2 separate regions of the Homo sapiens genome follow, and region 1 is linked to region 2. Evidence: read pairs that join two places in POLR2A ChIA-PET (ENCODE). Cell type or tissue: OCI-LY7. All regions are shown on one strand. Links, peaks and the distances in the headings refer to the core of each region. The heading gives the core; the rest is flanking DNA. Region 1 overlaps PRR11 (proline rich 11). Region 2 overlaps CLTC (clathrin heavy chain).

Region 1 (5,379 bases), core at 149-5,148, 470 kb after region 2:
CTATTCAGGAGGCTGAGCTGGGAGGATCACATGAGCCTAGGAGTTTGAGGCTGCAATGAACTATTATTGTGCCACTGCACTCCAGCCTGGGCAACAGAGGGGGACCTTGTTTCCAAAACAAACAAACACATAAACAAACAAAACCAGACCGGACGCGCGGTGGCTCACGCCTGTAATCCCAGCACTTTGGGAGGCCAAGGCGGGCAGATCATGAGGTCAGGAGATCGAGACCATCCTGGCTAACATGGTGAAACCCCGTCTCTACTAAAAATACAAAAAATTAGCCGGGCGCAGTGGTGGGCGCCTGTAGTCCCAGCTACTCGGGAGGCTGAGGCAGGAGAATGGTGTGAACCTGGGAGGCGGAGCTTGCAGTGAGCCGAGACTGAGCCACTGCACTCTAGCGTGGGCGACGGAGCGAGACTCTGTCTCAAAAACAAAACAAAACAAAAAAACAAAACAAAAACGCAAGATAAAAATACTCTGATGAAGATATTTAGGAGAGCCTCCTAGGAAGGAGCGATCTTGTGGCTGCCTGAAGAAAAAAGGTTACATTTCATCAAATCTATGGTCAGGACCTTTTTTTTTTTTTGAGACACGGTCTTGCTCTGTCGTGCAGGCTGGAATGCAGTGGCATGATCTTGGCTCACTGCAGCCTCCTCCTCCCAGGTTGAAGCGATTCTCCTGCCTCCGCTTCCGGAGTAGCTGGGATTACAGGCGCGCGCCACCATGCCCGGCTAATTTTTAAAATTTATTTATTTTTAGTAGAGATGGGGTTTCACCATGTTGGCCAGGCTGGTCTTGAAGTCCTGTACGGCCAGGACCTTCTATAGACAAATGCCACTGGAAACTTCTATCTAAGGCTGAGTCCACTGATTGGGAGCCCTAGAATCCGAAATTTCCTAGCATCTTCCTTTTCTTTGTCTTCCATCTGATCCTTCACAGTCCTCCCCCATTCTTTTTCTGTTGCCCAGGCTGGTCTTAAACTCCTGTGCTCAAGCAGTCCTCCTACCTCAGCCTCCCAAAGTGCTGGGATTACAGAAATGAGCCACTACGCCCGGCCCCATCATAGAATTCTATATTAGGCCAAACTTTCAGTCAGGTGTGAGGAAAGAATTAAGATAAAAGATAAGAATTTTCAGGATAATGGTGATAAAAAAATCTAGGGGAAACAGCTTTGAGCAAGCTTAGGACAGGGGTCAACAAACCTTTTTTGTAAAGAACCAGAAAGTAAATATTTCAGGTTTTGCAGGCCATATGGTCTCTGCTGCAACTGCTCAACCCTGCCAGGGTAGCACCAAGGCAGTCATAGACAATACTCAAGCAAAGGAGCTGTGTCTAATAAAATTTTATTTATGACTGAAATTTGAATTTCATATACTTTTATGTTTTTCTTTTTTTTAAGATGGAGTCTCACTCTGTCGCCCAGGCTGGAGTGCAGTGGCATGATCTCAGCTCACTGCAACCTCCGCCCACCCCCCAAGTTCAAGTGATTCTCCTGCCTCAGCCTCCTGAGTAGTTGGGATTACAGGCGCCTGCCACGGCGCCAGGCTAAGTTTTGTATTTTTAGTAGAGACGGGGTTTCCCCATCTTGGCCAGGCTGGTCTTGAACTCCTGACGTCGAGATCCATCAGCCTTGGCCTCCCAAAGTGCTGGGATTACAGGCATGAGCCACTGCGCCCGGCCAAATTTGATATACTTTTCATGTGTCACAAAATATTGTTCCTCTTTTGATTTTTTTTTAACTGTTAGAAGTTATAAATCATTCTTAGCTCACAAGCTCTATAAAAGCAGTAGTTTGCTGACCTGAGGCTCACAGCCAGTGAAGACTGCCGCAGAAGGACAGGACAGAGGGCTTCAGCAACAATGTCTCTAAGGAAAAACGGAAATAGATAAACTGCCTAGTGTGTTTGACCATTCTGAGCAGAGTTTTACTGTTCTGTAAACTTGTGGCCAAATTGCTGGTAAGTGCTTAAAAAAATAAGCATATAAAAAATAGCTAGGAAAAAAGTTGTATAAGAAAGGAAATGTAATCTTAGTAGCACTAAATGTTAAGCTGTTAAACAATATTTAAAGTATAAGCATTGGCTGGGCATGGTGGCTCATGCCTATAATCCCAGCACTTTGGGAGGCCGGGAGGCAGGAGGATCACCTGAGGTCCCGAGTTTGAGACCAGCCTGGCCAACAGGGCAAAAGCCTGTCTCTACCAAAAATACAAAATTTAGCCAGGCATGTGGCTGTAGTCCCAGCTATCTGGGAGGCTGAGGCAGGAGAATCTCTTGAACCCGGGAGGCAGAGGTTGCAGTGAGCCGAGATTGTGCCACTGCACTCCAGCCTGGGCAATAGAACGAGAGTCCATCTAAAAAAAAAAAGTATAAGCATTGACAATTTATTTAACCAAAAATGATGATGTAGGTATACTAGGAAGAAGGAGAGAAAGTGGGCCAGGTGTGGTGGCTCATGCCTGTAACCCAGCACTTTGAGAGGCTGAGGCAGGCAGATCACCTGAGGTCGGGAGTTCAAGACCAGCCTGACCAACATGGAGAAATGCCATCTCTACTAAAAAAATACAAAAATTAGCCGGGCGTGGTGGTGCATGCCAGTAATCCCAGCTACTTGGAGGCTGAGGCAGAAGAATCGTTTGAACCCAGGAGGTGGAGGTTGCGGTGAGCCGAGATCGTGCCATTGCACTCCAGCCTGGGCAACAAGAGTGAAACTCTGTCTCAAAAAAAAAAAAAAAAAAAGGGAGAGAAAGTGAATGGAAGTCAGTATTTGTCTAAATTTATATAGTGCCTACACTTGAAAAAAAAATCATGAAATAATAGTATGAATGTTACTTAGAAATATGGAGGTAAATACCAGAAGAAATAATTACAAGACTTAATAGTGTTGCCTCTGACAATTGGGAGTCAGGATTACAGAGGGGTGGTTTAAACTGGACTGCTATTTTTTTTTGTTATTTCTTTCTAATTCTAATAAGGCTTGTATTGTATTTGACTTTCAAACTTTGGTATGTACCATTAGCTGGAAAATTTGAGTACCACCATTCTGAAACAGGGCCATTTCTTTCTAGTCCTTTCCTGTTGGCTGTTCCAGTGTCTATGCATACAAATTTCTAGAGTCCTACACAAGCCAATGTCTGTCATTTTGGGAATTATTTTTCAATGATAAAGATGTCTAGGAACTAAGTCATATTTCTTTCTCTCTCTCTCTCTCTCTCTGTGTGTGTGTGTGTGTGTGTGTGTGTGTGTGTGTGTCTGACTTGGGTTATTAGTGCTTCTATCTAATCTCCTTCTAATTAAATACAGTAATTGGCACATGCAGAGGATTAAGGAACCATGCAAAATCTGTCAGGGTAGAAAGATGCAGTCTGAGATAATTCCTAGATAGTTAGTTGTTCCATCCAAAAATAATCACAGCTCTTGCGAAAGTGGAGAATAGCAAATTTCTACCTCAGTCAAAACAAGAACACAAAAAATTAAGGTTTGTTTTAGTATCATTACTTAATTAAAAGCATTAGGTACTTTCCAGAGGATAATTGCCCAAATTGAAAGAGTATATAGCAGTCTTCCTTTAGCTTAAAATACGTATACTTATCCCCTTTCCAAAAGCATAATGAGACCTACAAATTCTTTTTGCTGGATTAGGTGGGATTTTAATTGTTAACACTGAATAGAAGCTCATTCTTTTGTGATTCCTTAAAGCATTTTTCCTTTTGTTTTGAGACAGGTTCTTGCTCTGTTGCCCACGCTGGATTGCAGTGGTGTGATCTCAGCTCTCTGCAGCTTTGACCTCCTGGACTCAAGCAATCCTCCTGCCTCAGCCTCCTGAGTAGTTGGAACTACAAGGGCGTACCACCATGCCCAGCTGGTTTTTTTATTTTTAGTTGAGACAGGGTTTCACCATGTTGCCTAGGTGGTCTCAAACTCCTGAGCTCAAGCAATTTACTGGCCTTGGCCTCCCAGAGTGGTGAAATTACAGGTGTGAGCCACTGTACTCGGCCCTTATGTTTTGTGTGTGTGTTTTTTTTTTTGTTTTATGTTTTTGTTTTTTTTTTTTTGAGACGGAGTCTCGCTCTGTTGCCTGGCCAGGCTGGAGTGCAGTGGCATGATCTCGGTTCACTGCAACCTCTGCCTCCCGAGTTCAAGCGATTCTCCTGCCTCAGTCTCCCGAGTAGCTGGGACTACAGGCACACACTACCACGCCCAGCTAATTTTTGTATTTTTAGTAGAGATGGGGTTTCGCCATGTTGGCCTGGCTGGTCTTGAACTGCTGACCTCAGGTTATCCGCCTCCCTCGGCCTCCCAAAGTACTAGGATTATAGGCATGAGCCACCATGCCTGGCCTATGTATTTTTTAAACTAGTTTTTTTCTTACACTGCTTTCTCAAATAATCTGAAAAATCATTAGAAACATAAACATATAGGCAAAGGGCGGTGGTTCAAAGTGCTGTAATCCCCAGCACTTTGGGAGGCTGAGGTGGAGGTGGGAGGATGCCTTTAGCCCAGGAGTTTGAGACCACTCTGGGCAACACAGTGAGAGTCCCAACTGTATGAAAAAAAGAAAAAAAAAAAATCCTGGCGTGGTGGCTCACCTATAGTCCTAGCCACTCTGAAGGGTGAGGCGGGAGGCTCACGTGAGCACAGGAGCTTGAGGCTGCAGTGACCCATGACTGCGCCACTGTACTCCAGCCTGGAACACAGAGCGAGAAACTGTTTCCAAAAAAAAGAAAAAAACAACATAAATATCCTAAATAACTCTATGATCTCTAGAAATTACTCTCATTTTTACTTACATCTTCTTTTCATTAAGAAAAGATTTCTAGGCTAAGGAACCAGCAAACTGGTACATCTGGAGCTCTTGATAACAAATCAAACAATAATAAAGGTCATATTATAGGCCGTGCATGGTGGCTCACGCCTGTAATTCCAGCACTTTGGGAGGCCAAGGTGGGTGGATGGATCACTTGAGGTCAAGTTCGAGACCAGACTGGCAAACACAGTGAAACCCCATTTCTACTAAAAATATAAAAATTGGAATGAGGTTCAGTCTAAGAAAAAACCCCCAAACCAAAACCGAAACCAACCAACCAAACAAACAAACAACAAGAGGAAGTATACTGTAGGGGTTAAGGATGAGGACCAGGGAGTTATACTGCATAGGTTCAAATCATGGCTCTACTATACTGTCATAACTTATTTATGACCTTCAAGAGATTCTTAGCCTTTCTGTGTCAGTTTCCTCCCCTGTGAAATAATAATATTAATAGGAACTTACTTCAGAGTTTTGAGGAGTACATGAGTAAATCATGTAAAGTATTTACAGTGCCTGGCAGGCAATAAGTTTTATCATTATTATCATTATTATTCTTTGATTCTTTTT
Region 2 (5,379 bases), core at 296-5,295:
AGGCTCAAGTGATCTTCCTACCTCAGCCTCCTCAGTACCTGAGACTACAGGCGCCACCATGCCTGGCTAATTTTTTTTTTTTTTTAAGAGACAGGTTCTCCCTATGTTACCCAGGCTGGTCTCGAACTCCTGGGCTCAAGTAATCCTCCCAGCTCGACCTCCCAGTGTTGGGATTACAGGTATGAACCACTGTACCCAGCCATAAACTGAATTATACACTATGGAACTAAGCATGGATAAAGTCAAAGGACATATACAACATTCTCTATAAACTTGCAGGTATTTTCAGAGGACATATCTGAAATACATGTAATATATCTGGATACATGTATCCAAACTACAGCTACATTTTATTATCCTCTCAATCTGCAAAATGCCATTAGTGTTGAAGCTGGAGATATCCTATTTTAACATATGCTTGGAAATTCCTATGATAAAGTTTTTTTTAACTTAAAAGAATTTTTATTTTGCTGTTATAAGAATATGGAGTCAATAAACTGGGTCCAAAAAAAGGGGCTTGTTTTTTTGAATAGTTATCACGTGCATACAGTAAAGCACTAAAATCTTACAAAAGGTTATACTATGAAAAGTCACCCACCCCGTCTTTCCAGTAATACCCTTCTCCCCTAAGCAATTAGAGATACTTTTGCATTTCAGAGTTATCCTGTAGCATATGAAAGTATGTATTTCCTCCGCCCTTTTCCAACAGAATGGCACAAGACACAAAAGTATACAAATAAACTGCTTCCTTGTTTTTACAGAAAAGCACCCAAACTTTGTAACTCATTTGGTTTCCAGATTCGATTTTGGTCTGCAAGTGGCACTACTTTAGGACTTGACACCTAAACCTGGATCTAAAAAGGCAATTAAACAAATTTATTCCCTATTTATTCTTTAAAACTCTGAAGTACCCTGGAGTTACATGTTACAAATGATTTTAAAATGCATCTCCTTCCTTCTCCATTCCAACTTCTATTAACAGGGGGAGGTGGGGAGTAAAAGGTAGGATTCTGTTTTTATAATGAGAAAATAGTACTTCGGCTTCCCCATAATCTAGAGCAGGGATCCCGAACCACAGGCCGCAGACCAGTATTCCGTTAGCAACTGGGCCACACAGAAGAAGGTGAGCAGCCAATGAGCAGTCATCACCGCCTGAGCTCTACCTCCTGTCATTTCAGCCACGGCATTAGATTCTCATAGGCACGCGAACCCTATTGTGAACTGTGCAAGCGAGGGATCTAGGTTGCTCACTCCTTATGAGAATCTAACGAATGCCTTGTGATCTGAGGTGAAACAATTTCATCTGAGACCATCCCACCCCCACTCCCACCCCCAACCGGTGGAAAAATTTTCTTCCACAAAACTGGTCCCTGGTGCCGCCAAAAAGGTTGTGGACCACTGATCTAGAGAACACAGGCTGTGTTTATGTTTTCTCATATGAAACATTTGAGATGACAGTATCTATCTCAGAGGTGTGAAGATTTAATGTGAATGCAAAGAACAATGCCTGACATCTAACAGCTCAACAGATATTGCCTTCTGTTTTTTTTTAAGAGACAGGGTCTTGCTCTGTCACCCAAGCTGGAGTGCAAGAGATAGGGTCTTGCTCTGTCACCCAAGCTGGAGTGCAGTGATGTGATCACAGCTCACTGTATCCTTAAACTCCTGGGATCAAGCAACCCAGAGCTCACTGATATTAACTATTAATACATACAACATATCAGTACTTTAAGCCAGCTCAAGGTTAGCTTTTTTGCATTTGCATTTTATTATCTGCTTAATTCAGCTGTCCATAGGTTGGCTGAAACTCTGGGTGTGAATTTCTTTCAACTACTGATACTAGATTAGTGGTCTCTGGGTGCTTAACTGCCTCAGACACTATGAAATGCCTTTTTTTTTTTAAAGTTTGTTTTTGTTGGGGAAGTGAGGAGAAAAGGAAATTACACTTTAGGACTTCCAATTCTTTTTTTTCTCATACAGGGTCTTGCTCTGTGGCCCAGGGTGGAATTCAGTGGCACAATCATGGGTCACTGCAGCTTCAACCTCCTGGGCTGCTTAATTCAGCTGTCCATAGGTTGGCTGAAACTCTGGGTGTGAATTTCTTTTAACTACTGATAATAGATTAGCCTTCCAAATAGATGGTACCACCCATACGCCACCATGCCCAGCTAATTTTTTTTTTTTTTTTTTGTAGAGATAGGCAGCACTTTGTTTCCCAGTCTGGTCTCCAACTCCTGGGCTTAAGGGATCCTCCCACCTCAGCCTCCCAAAGTGCTGGGATTACAGGCATGAGTCACTGTACCCGGCTAAAAAAAAAATTTTTTTTTTTTTTTTAAGAAACTTCAGGCTGGGCACGGTGGCTCATGCCTGTAATCCCAGCACTTTGGGAGGCCGAGGCGGGCGGATCATGAGGTCAGGAGATTGAGACTATCCTGGCTAACACAGTGAAACCCCGTCTCTACTAAAAATACAAAAAATTAGCCAGGTGTGGTGACGGGCACCTGTAGTCCCAGCTACTCGGGAGGCTGAGGCAGGAGAATGGCGTGAACCCAGGAGGCGGAGCTTGCAGTGAGCCGAGATTGTGCCACTGCACTCCAGCCTGGGCGACAGAGCAAGACTCCGTCTCAAAAAAAAGAAAAGAAACTTCAGAGACATAACTGAAAGCAGTATGAGCTTTCTTGGATTCTGATTTAAACCAAACAACATTTAGGGACAATGAGGAAAATATGAATATGGACTGGTTTTCTGATATTGTTCTTAAATATCAGGGAGCTATAAATAATATTATGATTATAAGAAAATGTCCTGGCCAGGTACGGTGGCTCATTCCTGTAATTCCAGCACTTTGGGAGGCTAAGGTGGGTGGATTACCTGAGGTCAAGAGTTCAAGACCAGCCTGGCCAACATGGCAAAACCCCATCTCTACTAAAAATACAAAAAAAAAAAAAAAAAAAAAGAATTAGCCGGGCATGGTGGTGGGCACCTGTAATCCCAGCTACTCGGGAGACTGAGGCAGGAGAATCGCTTGAACCCGGGAGGCAGAGGCTGCAGTGAGCCAAGATCGTGCCATTGCACTCCAGCCTGGGCAACAAGAGTGAAACTCCATCTCAAAAAGAAAAAGAAAGAAAATGTCCTTATTTTCTAAAGATGCAAGCTGAAGTGTTTACAGGTAAAATATGATAGCCTGACTTTATTTAAAATGTTTAAGCAAAAGAAACAAATACAAGCAAATACAAGACTGGGTATGGTGGTTCACACCTGTAATCCCAGTGCTTTGGAGGTTGAGATGGGAGGATAGCTTGAGGCCAGGAGTTCGGTTCAAGACCAGCCTGGGCAACAAGGGAAGCAGAGGTTGCAGTGAGCTGAGATCGCGCCACCGCACTCCAGCCTGGGCGACAGAGCAAGACTCTGTCTCCAAAAAAATAAAAAATAAAAATAAAAAACACATCAGCAATGAGACTCAGAAATCTACGTTGAATGCTCATCAGTTTTTAATGGTTTAAACTTTGTTTTTCCTGTCTTGGTTTTAAAAATATACTCCATTTGATTGTAAATATGGAAAATGGAAAGGGAAAAAAAGTATCCATCCTTACTTGAGAGGGAGCAAAGCAGCATGCCTAGGTGCTCCATGAAAGGTTAAGGTGATTTAACACACATCAAGCACTTAGTGTGGGAGCACAGAGCACTCCATTATTTGATGAACTTCTAGTTCTGGGACTATGGTATTATGATATAGACTGTTTTTTTTTTTTTTGAGACGTAGTTTCGCTCTTGTTGCCCAGGCTGGAGTGCAATGGCACGATCTCGGCTCACAGCAACCTCCACCTCCCGGGTTCAAGCCATTCTCCTGCCTCAGCCTCCGGAGTAGCTCAGGCTGGTCTCGAACTCCCGACCTCAGGTGTCTGCCTGCCTCGGCCTCCCAAAGTGCTGGGATTACAGGCATGAGCCACCACGCCTGGCCGATATAGATTGTTCTTAAACAGACTGGTTTTAGCATCATGCTACTGTTATATACTCAAACCTTACCTGGGCCAATTCGCTTTGTTCACATGCTCCTAAAGACAGAATGGGGAAACCCTGATACATCAAGGAATCAGGAAACTTAATGGTGTTGTATGAGCATCTTAACAGAATATATTAGTGATCAAACTATGAAAATATTGTTAAGAGGACCAAAGAGGCCATGGTCCTATTAATATATTTAATTCAATACTATATACCTTAAGAAGGGCAGAAAATGCTAGCTTAAGACATACAACCAAATAAAACCATAATTTTTTCAAGGCCCAATTCTTAAACTATCTAAAGACAACTCTCCATTAGCACCAAGGCACACTCTCAGCAATCATTCATAATCTATCTGTTTGTGCCTACAGACGCCACATAATTAAAGGAGTAATAGGTTTGCTTTGAGCCTACTAATTTCAACCAGCAGTTCTCACATCTGATTAGTTAAGAATAAACTCATTGGAAATTGGCTTCTCTGTAAGTATACCTAAGGAGTTTGCTTCCTAATGAATCATAGATTTGTAGTATAACTCATTTACCAGCTTTATCAGCTGAAAATCAAACTACATGAAAACTGGTTTATGACAGCATTACTAAGGACTTATGTTTCACAATTATTGCTTGGCTTCACATTTTCCAGATCCTCCTTGTTTCATCTGAATAGGGAAAATGTAAAGGAAGTATGTATGAGCTACTGTTTTTCAGATGGAGCTATTTTCTGCAAATGAATCTTGTATCTTACCAAGGACTTTAGAAGTGTTACCACTGTAGAGTTAATAGGTCAACAATCTGAGAGACCTGCTGATACTTGTATGTCATTCTGATACCATTCATCTCTCAATACAAGCATTTTTAAGTCAGTACTTAAAGATTTGGTTAACTTCCTAACCCAAGTATTTCACTAAACATAATTTCCTTTAAAAGCTCCTAAACATCCTCTACCTTCTCTAGTATCAGTCGCGGTGAAAAAAGATGCTGACAGCAGTCACTTCATTGAGCCCTTCCTGGAAACTAGCAGAATGTCAAATAAAAACTGCAGTTGCTGTATTCTACAGGAAATAAGAAATGCTGAGAATGCAGCATTCCTTTAGTTCTTCCATCAACAGGATACCAACCACTGTTTTCTGTAGGCTCCACAGATTTCAAGCAACAAATAAAAATGCCTTTAACCCTTGCTGTCCCCACATTTAAACATATAGTTTTTTTCTACTCCATGTTAGCCTTTGAGAGAATCACTGGCTCTTAGAATTTTTGATTCTGGTCACAAACTCCAAATTTAAGCAATATATTCAGGAAGCAACCACAGTTGGAGAGAGGTTGTCAGACTATTATTAGCTTTGGTAAACTACCAGGAGACTCAAAGAATTTTTC

The links. Peaks named below come from ENCODE experiments on the same cell type or tissue, not always from the same donor. Only the 100,000 strongest peaks of a DNase experiment are listed, where the experiment ranks them.
Region 1: POLR2A ChIA-PET joins it to region 2 with 8 read pairs; 1 of 35 experiments calls an interaction of 5 or more read pairs at or near these places.

The regions. Positions count from the first base shown.
Region 1 is chr17:59,160,089-59,165,467 of GRCh38, reverse strand. The region is part of intron 1 of PRR11 (proline rich 11); the gene reads right to left. Among named protein-coding and RNA genes, the nearest start is that of PRR11, 7.0 kb to the right of the region's middle. In OCI-LY7, for the core only: no CTCF peak of the experiment used is centred there; no DNase peak of the experiment used is centred there; H3K4me3 peaks cover 334 bases; H3K27ac peaks cover 620 bases.
Region 2 is chr17:59,634,510-59,639,888 of GRCh38, reverse strand. All of the region lies in intron 1 of CLTC (clathrin heavy chain), which reads right to left. Among named protein-coding and RNA genes, the nearest start is that of CLTC, 17 kb to the right of the region's middle. In OCI-LY7, for the core only: no CTCF peak of the experiment used is centred there; no DNase peak of the experiment used is centred there; H3K27ac peaks cover 2,133 bases.